Regions from separate parts of the Homo sapiens genome. Here region 1 is linked to region 2. Evidence: chromatin contacts called from ENCODE Hi-C or POLR2A ChIA-PET data. All regions are on one chromosome and are shown on one strand. Each heading gives the region's core, a stretch centred on a gene start or an enhancer-like site at or near the end of the contact. The rest is flanking DNA. Distances are from core to core; before and after follow the strand shown. Region 1 holds the start of RPL7A (ribosomal protein L7a). Region 2 holds the start of FAM78A (family with sequence similarity 78 member A).

Region 1 (7,304 bases), core at 2,581-5,080, 2.1 Mb after region 2:
CTACAAGTAGCTGATGCTGGGCAAGGGATGGCCTCTCTAGGAGCCTCAGCTTCCTCATCTGCAAAGTGGGACTCTACCCCTGACCTCCACAGGTTCATGTGTGAGAATTAAGTGAGAAAACTGGGATGTCAGTTCTGCAGGGCAGGCCCTCCCCTCTCGTCAGCCTCTGGCTTCCACTCCTGCAGGACTGGCCTCCAGTCCAATTATGCAGGTGTACATTCTGCTCATGAAAAACTCAAACCCCACAGATAAAACTGCGATCCCATTTTGCCTCCTGCCCCGGGGTAGGATTAACATGGCTGCCAGCTGGGCAGAGCTCCTGTGGGACCTTTTTCCATGCATTTTGAGCCCTGGACGTGCACCTGCGGAATTATCTGCTTGCTGTGTTTCTCCTGTGATCCGAAGGAATCCAATGGCGCCTACAGTTCCATTCGGCTGTTTGTCTTTTCACTCACAACTGACCTTAGGAACTCCTGAGTTAGCAGGAAGGGCTACCCTCTTTCTGGCCACTGCACGGCTACAGGACGGGCATGGGTGGCTCTCTGCCCAGCCCTCCTCCAAGTGCCCCACGTGAGGACAGTCTCCTGAGAAATGATTTGCCCCCACCTCATTCTTTAAAGCTGCCGAGTGGTGAAACCAAAGCATCTCTACATTTGCCTCCTTCTGCTCCTTCTCGGGGGAAGAAGACCAGACCAGCCCCAGAGCCCCCTCCACTCCACCCAGGAAACCTGAGGGGACTGATGCTCTTGGAGCCCAGGCCGTGCCCTCCACCCTGGCCACTCACGATGTTGGCGGCTCGCACATGCATCTCGTAATTGTCCTGTTCACCCTGAGTGGCCCGTGACACCTGCGTCTCGTCCTCAATCTGGGGGAAAACAAGAAAACCTAGAAATCAACCCAGCCAAGGCATCCCCACCCCTGGCCCGGCCCAGCCCAGCTTACGGTAACTGTCATCTACCCAGGATGTCCACACTGGCCACAACCTGTCTGTGGTGCCATCTACAGACCTAAGCGCTGTCAGCCAGACCTCTGACAAGGTTCAATTCCACCCTCTCTTGTTCTGGCCATGGGAGACAACATGCACCTTTGCTCAAGACAAATAGAGGCAACCCACGCTGCTTGCTGTACTAGGTGCAGGGATGGGGGCTTATCTTGGCCCGGTCTTTTTGGGCTGTGGGAGCCCTGTTTGGTAGGAACCGTTGTCACTTGCTTGGCATTTGGTAAACTGTTGGATGAGTGAAGGGATGATTTAAGTTTTTTTTCGCGACCATTTCCTGATCACTTCCCAGGTGCCAGGCTGTGTCATGCACTTGACCACCATTAACCCATGCCAGTTTCACAGAAGCCTGGCCTGCCACCCCTGGTGTATAGGTGGCCAAGCGAGGCTGGATGGGGCTTCCCGGCAGGCCTTGCAAAGGCTCAGTTCGGGGTGGGTGTCAGGTACCCTCAGTGGTTAAGACCCAGACTTCGTGGGTTCAAATCCTGGCTCAGCCAGTTGTGAGCTGAGTGACCTTGGGCAAGTCACTAAGTCTCCTGGGCCTGGGTTTCCTCCTGAAATGAAGAGGACAACAGTGCCCACCTCACAGAGTCCTCATGAAGATTCAGCAGAACAGGCACAGATAACCTCACAACGTGGCTTGATACATGGCAAGCACTAAGTACATGCTAGCTTCCATCCTCATCATCATCGCTTATGGAGCCTGCCAGGTCTGCAGCAGCCAGGAGGGATCCAGCCCAATCTGATGCAGCTGTAGCTGCAGTGGTCAGCAGGCTTGCAGGCCCCAGTGCTGACCGCTCCACCTGCCTGGAGGCCCCCCCCCACTTCTCCCCTCAGTCTGCTTTTCTCCTGCTCATTGGCTGTGTGCCAGGCCCCGAGGTAACTGTTTTACACAGATAAACTCACCAGTCATCACAAGGACCCCACCATGCAGGAGAAACTGAGGCACTAAAAAGTGAAATCTCCATCCAAATCCATACTGTTAGTAAGGGCTGGACGTGCCATTATTTGGTTTGCTTATCTACTGACCAGCTCCCTGTGCACTGGGTGCTTCCTGCCTAGAACACTATTCACTCGCGCTGCTCAGCCCCTGGCCTCTCCTGTCTCCACCCCTTCTCAGACTCTGCTCCCCTTGGTGGGCCACCCCACCCCCACCTTGGCGGTCTTGATGATCTCGGTGAAGTTGTCCATGATGGACTTAATGTCGTCCTTCAGCCGCTTGTTGTAGGACTGCAGCAGCGTCTCCTTGCTCTGGGGCAGGGCTCTCTGCTGGGCCATGGCCGAGCCTCAAGCAGCGCAGCGGGGAGACCTGGGACCTAGAGTGCAGCACAGACCTCTGAGTGCAGGCAGAGTCTACCCCAGCCACCCTCTATGCCCCAACCTTAGCAGAACACGCAGATTTCTGGGGATTCCCTTTCTGCCAAATAAAGTCAATCACTGAAACACAGATGAACTCATTCCATCAGCAGACACCGCAGGGGGTGCCAGGACTGGCCCCGCCTTTGCCAGAGCAAGCTCATCCTGGAACTCCTGGCCAGCCCTCCAAGCCCTGTCCAGGGCTCCAGTCCAGACTTCACGTCCAGGCCCACAGCGTGTCCCAGGGAGCCCTGCAAACTCAACACCAGCTCCCCGTCCCCAGCCCTTGGCTTAACTTCTTAGCCCGCCGCCACCTTCGCCACGCCCTCCCATCCGAAGAGTCCTTCCAATTCGACCCCTCTGCACCGCCTACATCCACGCTTTCCTTCCACTCCCACTCAGGCTGCCCCGCTCCAGACCTCATCCCTGCACTGCGGGCCCCGCTCCCTCCAGTCTCTGCGCGGCAGGGAAGAGGTCCTAAAAAGTGGTCATTCCAACCGGGCGCGGTGGCTCACGCCTGTAATCCCAGCACTTTGGGAGGCCGAGGCAGGGATCACCTGAGGTCAGGAGTTTGAGACTAGCCTGACCAACATGGTGAAACCCCAACTCTACTAAAAATACAAAAATTAGCCGGGCGTGATGGCAGGCGCCTGTAATCCCAGCTACTCGGGAGGCTGAGGCAGGAGAATCGCTTGAACCCGGGAAGCACAGGTCGCAGTGAGCCGAGATCGCGCCACTGCACTCCAGCCTGGGCGACAGGGGGAGACTACGTCTCCAAAAGAAAAAAAAAAGGGGGGTAATTCCACTCCCTCGCTTAACATCCCTCATGGTTCCCCGGTGCGCCGGGACAAGGGGCTCAAGTTCCGCGCCGCGCCTCTCGGCCTCTGCCCTCCAGCCGCACTGGACGGCCTCGGCGCTGGAGTTGCCTGGCCCTGGGGCCGGGCCTTTGCGCGCGGTGCTCAGGGAGGGCCCGGGGCCCCCTAGGTTCGGAGTCTGGCGCACGACCGAGCGGACTCCTGGACGCACTCGCATTGTTTGTGCCCATTTTTGGCGGGGTGTGGGAAATAAGTCACACGCAGGAAAGGGGATCTCCGACCCCAGCGCCTACGCACCCACCCACCCCCACTCCCGCCCACACACCCACCCCCCCTCCATCCCCACCCCCCACCACACCCTCATACCCGCCCCAGCGCCCGCACACCAGACGCCGCGTCCGCCGGGTCGGCCTAGGGCGGGGTGGTCAAGTGCCTCTGCGACCCGCACTTTCCCGCGTCTCTCCCACGGCCTGGCCCTCCCGCCGCAGTCTCTCTTCCCCGCCGCGCCGCGGTCCGAAAACCTAGTCAGCCGCCGCAGCCTCTCGGCCCCGCCTCGATTTTTAGCTTTATAGGAATGCTGTTGCTTTAAATCCGAAATCCCGTGCCGGTATCAACTCTCGCGATCTCCGAGGCCGCATACATATTACCCACAATTCCCTTTCCTTTCTCTCTCCTCCCGCCGCCCAAGATGGTGAGTGAGCTGTAGTTCCGTGGCACTATAGCCAGGTTCCGGCTGTATCCGCTGCCATCCTCCTCCAGGCGCGGCCTCGGAGGGCCTCCTGCTCCTCCTGGCGCTAGGAGAGCCCCACTCGGTGTGGCACGGAGACACCGAGGTGGATTAGAGCCCCACTTGGTGTGGCACGGAGACATTGAGATGGACTAGAGCCCCGGGCGGCCGAGAGCGGAATGCGTTGTTCCCGGTGTCGCAGGGCTGGGTGTCGCAGGCCTGGAGCACCGCAGTGCGGGGCTCGGAGCCCTAGCGTCTCTCGGGCTTGCTGGGGGCCGCTCCAGAGGCCTTGTGAGCGACGAGTTCTGAGCCCGCCCCTGTTGCTTCTAGAGCCTGTGGGGCCGCGACTCAGAGGAGTCATGAGTCCGGGGTGTCTCCTGGGTGGGCGACGCGAAGAGAGCGTGGTCTCGGGCTTAGCCTTGCTCTGGCCACTCGGGGTTCCCGGGGCTGCATGCTTGTGCGGCTGAATGTGAGATGCTCCTGTCGAGGGGTGGTGCTGGGGGGTTGCAGAAAGCTGCTCGCCAGCTTAGTTCAGGCAGGTGCTGTCAGCGTCCCTTGTTTTGGAGGAGCCAGCCTGAGCCCTACCCCCGACGAAGCGAGTGGAGGCGGCGGTTTAACTGACGTTTTCTTTCTGCCCAGCCGAAAGGAAAGAAGGCCAAGGGAAAGAAGGTGGCTCCGGCCCCAGCTGTCGTGAAGAAGCAGGAGGCTAAGAAAGTGGTGAATCCCCTGTTTGAGAAAAGGCCTAAGAATTTTGGCATTGGTAAGTAACAAACGGCAGAATGAAAACGGTCTATGTTTTTCTCAAGGGAAGGTGGTAATTGGGTTGTGTTGTATCTTGTAGGTTTTAGTGGGTGTAAAGTGGTCGCAGTCCTTAATTTGTGTCTCTTAGAGACGGGGGCAATGATACATGCTTCTTGCTTTCATTGGGAGTTGCTGAGCGAGCATTCAGCTCAATATGGTAGTGGCCTTGAATTCAGCTTAGCCATCTGGAAACAAGTACAGTAGCAGTGTCGCAGCGAGGTACTAGGACTGCAATTCTGCTGTACTTCGTGGCACCTTGGCTTCTTGTTAGATGAGGAAAAGCATCGTGCTCTTTGTTCTCAGGTGTTTGTGTGCAGATGATGTAAAAGAATATTTGCTATCTGAGAGATGGTGATGACATTTTAAACCACCAAGATCGCTGATGCACCAACACCCTTCCTAGTGGCCCCAGACATGAACTTGACATGGAATTTGAGCCTCACTCGGTGTCACCCTTTACTTCTCAGGACAGGACATCCAGCCCAAAAGAGACCTCACCCGCTTTGTGAAATGGCCCCGCTATATCAGGTTGCAGCGGCAGAGAGCCATCCTCTATAAGCGGCTGAAAGTGCCTCCTGCGATTAACCAGTTCACCCAGGCCCTGGACCGCCAAACAGGTGAGGTTCTGTGGCGTGGAAAGGAGTTTCTCAGGCAAGGATTCCTTATTTCATCCAGAACATGAGGGGGATGGTCTTAGGCTTCTTGAACTGCAGTTGTCATTAAATTATAGTCATATAGCAGGACCGCAGTCCAGCATTTGTTATTAAGTGTTAAGTGACAAGGATTAGAACCTTGACTCCAAGCCTAAACTGAAGAGTGTTTTTCCAGCTACTCAGCTGCTTAAGCTGGCCCACAAGTACAGACCAGAGACAAAGCAAGAGAAGAAGCAGAGACTGTTGGCCCGGGCCGAGAAGAAGGCTGCTGGCAAAGGGGACGTCCCAACGAAGAGACCACCTGTCCTTCGAGCAGGTGAGTAGGCCCCACCTTAGGGTGAACACTGGGGGCGGGCTGTTGCAGTGATGTAAAATTTCTTGGCCTGAAATTACTGTGAAGAGTAAAACCGAGCTTTTTAACACTGAGTCAGCAGCTGAGCCCAGCAGCTTCTTGTGACTAGAGCAGGCCCTGTGAGTGCTCACAAAGTGGTTGTGTGTTCTAGGAGTTAACACCGTCACCACCTTGGTGGAGAACAAGAAAGCTCAGCTGGTGGTGATTGCACACGACGTGGATCCCATCGAGGTGCGTTTGCCTGTTGACTGCTAACCCAAGGGCTTCTGGCAGTACCAGGAAGAGAGAGTAGACCTAATGCCAAGTCAGTGATGGGACCGAAGTGGGTGAGGGCAGTACTGACACAGATCCAACACATGCGTGGCTCTTGCAATGATGTGAATCTCTCACTGAATTCAACCTTGAAGTGCGAATCCATGAGCTTTTTAACCCTGAGCAATTGTTACAAGCTAACTGAAATTTGCTGCTTTTGGTCAAAATACAGTCTTCAGCTAATGCTTTCTTCCAGCTGGTTGTCTTCTTGCCTGCCCTGTGTCGTAAAATGGGGGTCCCTTACTGCATTATCAAGGGAAAGGCAAGACTGGGACGTCTAGTCCACAGGAAGACCTGCACCACTGTCGCCTTCACACAGGTGAACTCGTAAGTACACAGCCTGGCCCCAAACTTCCCCCCAGTTCATTTAATCCATGCCTCACAGTTGTTTCCTTTTGCCTTAAAGGCCAATCTTTTAGTTTAAGAAATATATTTATCTGAACTTTTGCCAATGATGGTTAAGAATTTCTTCACCTGAATAAACCATGTGGTCAGCATTGCATCTGAGGCAAAAGACTGTCTTGAGCTAAAAGGTATTTTTGCATTCTAAAAGGGAAACTAAGGCAAAAAACCCACTTTTGTTTCCCCTCCTGCCTTTTAGGGAAGACAAAGGCGCTTTGGCTAAGCTGGTGGAAGCTATCAGGACCAATTACAATGACAGATACGATGAGGTAAGAGGCAGCTTTACACCAAAATACTGTCATTCACAAATCTTTCTCCCAAATAACTGGCTGGCTTAACCTATGAGAAGTTCTATCTGACGATCAGCTTGGAACAGCCAAACAGAATTAACGCAACTAATAACCTTGAAAATCTCAGAAAACAGTAAGCCAAGCTAACTGCCTCTTTTTGTCTTTTCAGATCCGCCGTCACTGGGGTGGCAATGTCCTGGGTCCTAAGTCTGTGGCTCGTATCGCCAAGCTCGAAAAGGCAAAGGCTAAAGAACTTGCCACTAAACTGGGTTAAATGTACACTGTTGAGTTTTCTGTACATAAAAATAATTGAAATAATACAAATTTTCCTTCAGCCAGTGTCTGTTGAGTATCTCGGGTTGAATCTTACTTGGGGTTAGCAAGTATCTTTTTGAGACACAGCCTCACTCTGTCGCCCAGGCTGGAGTGCAGTGGTGTGATGTCAAAGCAACCTTCGCCTCCCAGGTTTAGGATATTCTGGTGCCTCAGCATCCCAACTGGCTGGCCCATATTTGTGTTTTTGGTAGAGATGGGGTTTCACCATGTTAGCCAGGCTGGTCTGAGCTCCTGACCGCACCCGGCCCTTCCCACCCTTAAAT
Region 2 (7,183 bases), core at 3,138-5,637:
CGTTTGGGGGTATTATGGATTTTGGTTAAGTATTTGGAATTAACATTTTGGATACAAGCCCATTTGTAAAGAATGAAAGCCCTAACCTAGCTCTCGCTACCTAGCTGTCCCTTCCCCGGGCCACTAAAGCACAGGGCCTGGGTTTCATTTTAAGGATGTGAATTGTCTGGGTCAAGTCCAGTGGTTCTCCACTAGGTGTGATTTCATAGCCCCTCCTGGGGACATCAGGCCCTCCCTGGGGACATTATTGACTGTCACAGCTTGCGGGGATGTGCTCCTGGCATGGAGTGGGTAGAGGCCAGGGATGCTGCCCAGCCCCCTACCATGCACAGGACACCCCCCACCAGCACAGACAGAATTACCTGACCCTGGGCCAGGCAGAGCAGAGGAACAATTCTGGGCTGGTTGGGGTTTCTGGTCACCCCAACCACTGTTCCCTTTCCTTTTCATGCCACAAGGCTTAAAAACTTGGAAAATGGAAGTCATCACAGGAGGCCTGGGGCAGGGGAGACAGGAAGGGGGTTTTAAATCCCACCCAAGGCTCACACCTGTAATCCCAGCCCTTTGGGAGGCCAAGGCAGGCAGATCACCTGAGGTCAGGAGTTCGAGACCATCCTGGCCAACGCGGTGAAACCCCGTCTCTACTAAAAATATAAAAATTAGCTGGGCATGGTGGCGCATGCCTGTAATCCCAGCTACTCTGGAGGCTGGAGCCGGAGAATCACTTGAACCCGGGAGGCAGAGGTTGTAGTGAGCCAAGATTGGCACCATTGCACTCCAGCCTGGGCGACAAGAATAAGACTCTGTCTCAAAAATAAATAAATAAAAATAAATAAAAATTAAAAAAAAGATAACTAAATCCCACCTAAATGCTTCTATTTCCATTCAGCAAGGAGCTAAAGCAAGGCCGCATCCTGGCCTTCTCCATGAGCCCTTCAAGGGTGCAGGTTGAATCCGGGACTCTGTTCTTTGGTAACTCGGCCCCTTAGGATGATTCTGTTGATTACTACCAAGTACTCGGCAGCCTCCTCCTCTACGTCTCAGCCACAGGACGGTCACCCATACTGGCCTCTCGCTGAATCCTCACAGCAGCCTACGGGAAGTTCTCCCCCTCATGGACGGACACCAAACGGAACCCCGGGGGCTGCCTGGCCAAGGCCTAGGAGCCAAGACACGTGGACCCTTCTGCCCGACTGCTCCAAGCCGCCCCTCCCAGGAAGCTTCTGACTCCATCCTGTCCCTGGGGCTGGTCCCCGTGTATCCCAACCGGGATTGCACAGCCAGTGCACCCAGGGAGAATGAGCTGGGTGGGACACAGAGGCTCCCTGCAGCAAAAGAGGAGTCCCGAGAGCGAGAGGGAGCAAAGAGAAACATCAGGGGCAGAGAGAGAACAAGGAAAATGGCCTGGAGCCACTTTAAAACGCAAGTTCTTCATGCCTTACACTGCTTTAAAAAGTTTTAAACTCAGGAAGTGGGCCCTACGTGACAGAGAAAGACTCGGCCTGGGGAGAAAATTCACTACACGGTGTGGCTGACATCTGTCCTAATTCTGTAGTTTTAGCCACTCACATCTGATAGAATAACAGTAACAATCACAACACCGCTAAGGATGATCCCCATCCCATTACTGCCTGCGGTAAGTATTCACCACCAGCTTGGCGCAGGGCTGACTGCATGGCGAATTTGGTTAGCTTGAGTGATTCTCACAATAAGCCATGGGGAAGGGGTTCTTGCCAGCCCCAGTTTGCAGATGTGTAAACTGAGGGTCAGAGCAGTAAAGGGACTTGCCTAGGGCCACATCCTGGAGAGTGGCAGAACCTGGCCTCCCGCCCAGATCTGCCTAAGAAGGCATGAGGCTCTTCCAACCAGGAAGCCAGGACTGCGACAGGGAGGGCAGGGTTGTCTCAGGTCCCAGTCTCAGGCCTAGCTCCAGCCACATCACCCACACCTACTCAGGGTCACCAGATGGAGAACAAGTCTTAGACAAGACATCGGAAGCCCATGTGCACAGATGGGGAAGCTGAGGCTTGGAGTCTGTACCTTGGGTCAGGCCTGTGGCCTCCCCACCACACGTTGCACCAACCACATTAGCATCCAGTCCCGTGAGTGCTCATGTCTTTCCAAGTTCAGAAGAACCCACTGGCTTCCTTACCCCTTCCAGGGAAGAAACTAGGCTTAGCCCAAAACCCCGAGGAAAACTTTTGTTTCTACAACTGTCCCGATGCCTTCAAAGCCCGAGGAGGTTTCTGGGCTTAAGCGTTCTTAGAAAAGGTCCTCACTGCATAACTAAGAATCATGTTTCCCTGCTTAGAACAGAAAGGCAGCACCCCCTCCCCCGAACTGGATTACTAGCTGCTCTTGAGACACAAAGGGGTTGGCACAGAAATCAGGCTGGTGGAGAGGGCCGGTGAGAGCCTCTAGATGTGCCCCCCATGTACCTCTTTGGGACAGTCACTGTCACACGCTGGACTTAAGGGTTACTGTGATCCTCATGTTTCCTTTAGAACTTTGGAGTCATTAAGTAGAGAAGCCACCAGACTTGGTGTCCCGCCATCCTCCACCCCTCTCATTTACAGGTGGCCCATGAGATTCTTAAATCTGTGATAAGTTCCAGCTCCTGGGGAAATTCTCCTCTTTTCCCCACTTGCAAAACGGGGACGTGAAGCTGCACAGGGTAGACACTGAGAGAGGCTCTGGGAGTGTCAGCGGCCAGTCACGGGGCCACAGGGTAGACACTGAGAGAGGTTCTGGGAGTGTCAGCGGCCAGTCACGGGGCCGCATGGGTGGGCTGCCCGCCGGGGCCTGCCTAGCTCTCTCCAAAGGGTCCTTACGCTCAGAAACAGCTATTTTCACCATCCCTGTCTTAGGGTGAACCTTCAGATTAAGTCACTCTCCCAACTCTGCCTAAATGCAGCTCTTTTCACCCTGGGGACGGCCTTCTCTGGGGTCAGGAAGCAGGCCAGGAAAGGAGCCCCAGGGTCCCAGGGTCCTCACCGGGACCCCCAATACCCTAGGCACACTCTGGAGACCGGGCTTTGGGGCTGCAGAGGAGAGGCTCCTCTTTGCTGTTCCTGTTAGGGCCTCGCCAGAGGGACACTGGACTTGTCTGCATAAAGCGGTCTTCTGCCTTGGAGACAGAAAGCGATACACTGTGAAGAAATCGGGCTTCTAAAACTAACTGTGCTCTCAAACACAGTGCCGTTTGGAACGGGGAAGCACTCCCCCAGCTCCTGGCATACACTGGTAAAAGCCAGAAAGATAATTGAGGCCCAATCGCAAAGCCCTGAACACACCGGTCTGGGAGTTGCAGAGTGCCTGAATGTCTGCCATGGGCCCGCACAGGGCCAGAGGCCTGGAGGGCAGCCCTGCAGCCTCTCTGGTGACCCCTGATGGCACAGACACTCCTCAGGCGGACGGCACACTTGCTCTGCCAGGAAACACTGGGAGTAATGTCTCTCTGCTTTCTCGGCATCTTGCAGGGAAGGACACAGGAACCCGGGGGGAACAGTGGCAGGGTAGATTGCAGGACCGTGACTCCAATCTGGATCCACAGGCAAACTTTTCAGGGAGCCACCGGGCCAATGAGGCCACCTGCATACCTGCCTAAAGCTTCCCTCTGGCCTCCGTCCTGTCTTCATGGTATCTCCACCTTCCCCCTATCCGCGGCCCCCCACCAGGCCTCCAAGCTCGGCCATCCCTAGCAGTTCCCAGAGCTGGCTCTCGGCCGTACTCACATGCCCTGCTCGCCGTACTGGTTGTAGAACTCCATGTGGCTGCACGCCTGGATCCAGCCAACTACCCAAGTCTCCTTCTTGGGGATGGGCGGCATGACCACCTGGGCCGAGGCCCGGAAGTGGGGTGTCCGGTAGCGGAGCACCACGCTGGAGGACTCATCGATGCTAGTGGGGACGGGGTCGATGGAGGCTTTCACATCAATCACCGTGATCCCTTCCCGGAAGACTCTGGCTTTGCCTCCGATGCTCTGAATACAGCCCATGGCATACAGGAGCGCTCTGATCTCCAGGGAAGGCCAGCAGTCACAGAAAAAACCAGGCATTGAAAGGACAGAGGCTGCAGGACCCAGTACAGACGGCGCTGCTCTCCAATCTCAACTCTCAAGACCGATATCCATAGGATAGAAAACTCACTGAGTAGACTGGGGTTGCATATATCACTACCGCGGCCTGTTTATAAATAAGGATTCTGCTGCATTTCATGAGCCCTGGGCTCTCTCTTCTTCTCCTCGCAGTGGACAAAAATCACCGATATTCTTTGGGTTAAAAAAAGTTTGTAGTTTAATGAATAATTATGCGGTTCTGACATCCAGCCCTTCTGTGCCTCACACGCGGGGACGGCAGCTCGCAGACTCTCCCTGAAGTCTTCGGAGGAAGCAGGCGAGCGCCGGCAGACTCATAAATAAGGAAGGCTCTGTCCCCGCGCGGCCGCGCCACCCTCGCGGCAGAAGCCTGACTTCCTGCCCTCCGGCCTTCCGCACGCGCTCCCTCCGGGCCCCGCACCCGCACCCGCCCGGCGCGGTCGAATCAATTGCAGAGCAGTTTGTGTTCACCCGGCCGAGGTCCCGGCGCCCTCGGGGCGAGCGCCGACCCGCGGCTTCCAGGAGGCGAGCTCAGGGCTCCGGCCGCTCGCCGGTGACGGGGGAGCGCGGCGCGGGTCCCCGTCGGCGCCCACTCGCGGGCGCGGGCCGGACGTCCCCACGCAGGGGCGCCGCGTCCCTTCGCCGCTGTCGCTGCCGGCCGCCGTGCAGGGTCCCGGGGCTGCGCTCCGGCCGCCGCCGCCTGCTTCGCCGCGGCCGCCGAGGACCTGGTGGGAGGTGGAAGGGACAGCGCGTCAAGGCCAGCCTCAAAGTTAAGCCGAACTTTGCTGCGGGGGGCGCGCGGGGGCGGCGACGCGTGTGCGCTGGGCGCGGGCTGCGGAGCTGACGGCGCAGCTCTGGGCGGTCTCCCCGGAGGCGGTGGCCCCCGCCCCCCGCGCCCGCCCCGTCAGTGGCGGCCGCACGACCGCGCGCACCAGCGAATAATAGCCGCCCGTGACATCTCCGCTGATACCGTCCCGGACGGGCGGGGTGGGGGGCGAGCGGCTGCCGCTGCAGGGGGCGGCGAGCACTTGCCCTGCTCTGTCCCCACCGCCGCGCCGCCAGCGCCAGGTGCCCCTTCCCCACCCCGGTCCCTCCGGCTCCCTGGGCGCAGGGCCACCCACCAGTGCCGTCGGATCCGGCGGGCACCCCTTTCCCGGCTGGGGTCCCTCGGCCCTCGGAGGGCATAGTGCCCCCGCTCCGCCGCGTCAAGCGCCTCTGTCGCCCCTCTCCAGCCGCGAGCAGCCCCGGGTCCCCACGCGTCGGGCGCGCTCGCCGCTGCCGGGGAACTTTGGCGCGCACGCCCCCACTCGGGCGGCGCCGCCGACTCACCTGCCCCGGGGGCCACTCCGCTGGCCCGGGCAGCCGCTCTCCGGACGCCCCTGACCCGGCCGCGGGCACGTTCTTGGGGCGCCCCCACCCCCTTCCCCGGGCACTGTCCCTTGGCTCTACTGGAGTCTGGGGCCGGCGTGGGCGCCCCCGGCCCCCACCCTCCTCCCGGCTTGGGGCTTCGGGGGGGCGGCCGGGGGCGGAGGGCTGAGGCTCGGGGCTCTCTCGCCCCCACCCCGCGCGCCTCCTTTATTTTATGATCATTGTGAGCGCGCTGTCGCCGCTCAGCCCCGCCGCCGCGCCGCTGCCGCCTGGCGCGCCCCGCGCTGCCTCGCTCTGCTGCAGCATCGGAAAGGCAACCGGGTCAAACTTTGCAGAAACTCGGCCCCTGCGCCGGCCCGGCCCCCGCGTCCGCTCGCCGCCGCCGCCGGCCGAGCGCAGCCGGCGCACGCAGGGACCGCCGCCCGCTCGCCGGCCCCGCGGGGATGCAGGTCCGCAGGCGGCGGCGGCGGCGGCGGGCGGGCGCCGCCTCCTCCTCCCCGCCCGCCTGGCTCTCCACCCTCGCTCCCCGCACACAGCCCGCCCTCCCCCTGGTAATCCCTCGCTCCCCCTCGCTCCCTGTCTCTGCAGCTGCTCGGGGAGCTGAGCCTCTCCTTGAACAAACGACATTTCCTTTTTGGCCAGCCCCGGGAATTCTGGGTAGTGTAGTTCCGCTGCTGTCTCGGGGCCAGGTGGGCTGCTCCCAGTGCCCTTTGAACTCTATGGACCAGAGGCTTTCTGGGGTTCGGAGCACCCGCAGAAGGGCTCCCTTGCCCTGGGGTTCCTGACCGCAGGGAGACAGTGGCTTGGTGGAGACAGCGCGGGGGCTTTGTAGGCTCCAAGGCTGGGAAGGTCGCGGGGAGGGGAGAGCAGTTTGGGGAGAGGTGGGTCCCCTCGAGCAGGTCTGCTGGCTGCCTGTTGGACCCCGGCTGTGTGATGAGCGCTGTACAGAGCATCATTTCAGCCACCATCGGCCTCCCTGTGGAGGGAGACTGATGATGTGCACTTCACAGAGCAGGCACCCAGAGCTGAGAGGCTAGGGGATTTGCCCAAGGTCCTTCCCCCCGTCCCCCCGCAGGGGTCCCAGTGCAGGGGCTCAAAAGGAGCATGAGGCTGTACAGCCATGGGAGAGCTATGAACCCCACCCCTACCTTCCAGCCAGCCGTAGGGAAAGCCCAAGCAATTTGTGACATAAGTACATCTGGCAGCTACATTAAAGCCACGCTCTTCGTCCCCACCCCATCCCCATGACTCTGACTTCCACAGGTGCCCACAGCCGGCACAGGGCAGGTGCTTCCAGCCAGTCCCAGAGCCGGAGCACGCTGAGTGTGTGAGGGCAGGGCTGGAGGGACCGAGGGGCTGGCCACTCTTGGATCTCTCCTTTGAGGGGTTAACAACCAGGACATCTCACAGCAGCACCGGCTCAGCCATGGAGCAGGAAGTGGCTGGCTAGGGTGGCCTCCGCCTCTCACCCAGCCACACCCTCACCCCAGCACTGCTATGGCCCGTATCCCCAGCTAATGAGGAGGTGGTCCCTTTCCAGTTCAGCTAGTAGGTGGCTTATTCCTAGTCCCACTGACTCGGGCCAAGGCAGGGCCACAGAGATGGCCCCCTTGGCCTGTTGGACACAGTAGAACCCCAGACAGCACACAGATTACATCAGGGCTCTACATAAATGTCCATTTCCAGGAAGAAGTCTTCTCTGGCCTCTTCACCATGTGA

What was found. Hi-C counts contacts between places; a loop is a spot of excess contacts on that map. ChIA-PET counts read pairs that join two places held with the same protein, here RNA polymerase II (POLR2A). Pooled maps may share reads with other maps.
Region 1: a map with no recorded cell type shows a loop between it and region 2 (6-fold over the local background). The contact joins the promoter of RPL7A here to the promoter of FAM78A in region 2. A Hi-C loop is called at or near these places in 1 of 37 single-sample maps with no recorded cell type and 4 of 50 pooled maps. POLR2A ChIA-PET finds 5 or more read pairs at or near these places in 1 of 52 experiments (BJ).

What each region holds. Positions count from the first base shown.
Region 1 is chr9:133,344,388-133,351,691 of GRCh38, forward strand. It overlaps RPL7A (ribosomal protein L7a), which reads left to right and starts at 3,831. Exons shown (of 8, transcript NM_000972.3): 1 at 3,831-3,859; 2 at 4,535-4,655; 3 at 5,164-5,313; 4 at 5,525-5,665; 5 at 5,853-5,932; 6 at 6,210-6,340; 7 at 6,615-6,684; 8 at 6,875-7,039. The coding sequence starts at 3,857. The coding sequence ends at 6,979. MED22 (mediator complex subunit 22) reads right to left here and starts at 3,744. Exons shown (of 5, transcript NM_133640.5): 1 at 3,535-3,744; 2 at 2,153-2,313; 3 at 785-865. The coding sequence starts at 2,275. SNORD24 (small nucleolar RNA, C/D box 24) reads left to right here and starts at 5,009; the gene lies at 5,009-5,083. SNORD36B (small nucleolar RNA, C/D box 36B) reads left to right here and starts at 5,707; the gene lies at 5,707-5,777. It also overlaps SNORD36A and SNORD36C. RefSeq lists enhancers at 1,317-1,820, 1,821-2,322, 3,627-3,921, 3,783-4,252.
Region 2 is chr9:131,272,123-131,279,305 of GRCh38, forward strand. FAM78A (family with sequence similarity 78 member A) reads right to left here and starts at 4,388. Exons shown (of 2, transcript NM_033387.4): 1 at 3,735-4,388. The coding sequence starts at 4,057. RefSeq lists enhancers at 1,298-1,367, 3,103-3,715, 3,128-3,177, 3,208-3,257, 3,418-3,917 and 4 more and a silencer at 4,558-5,737.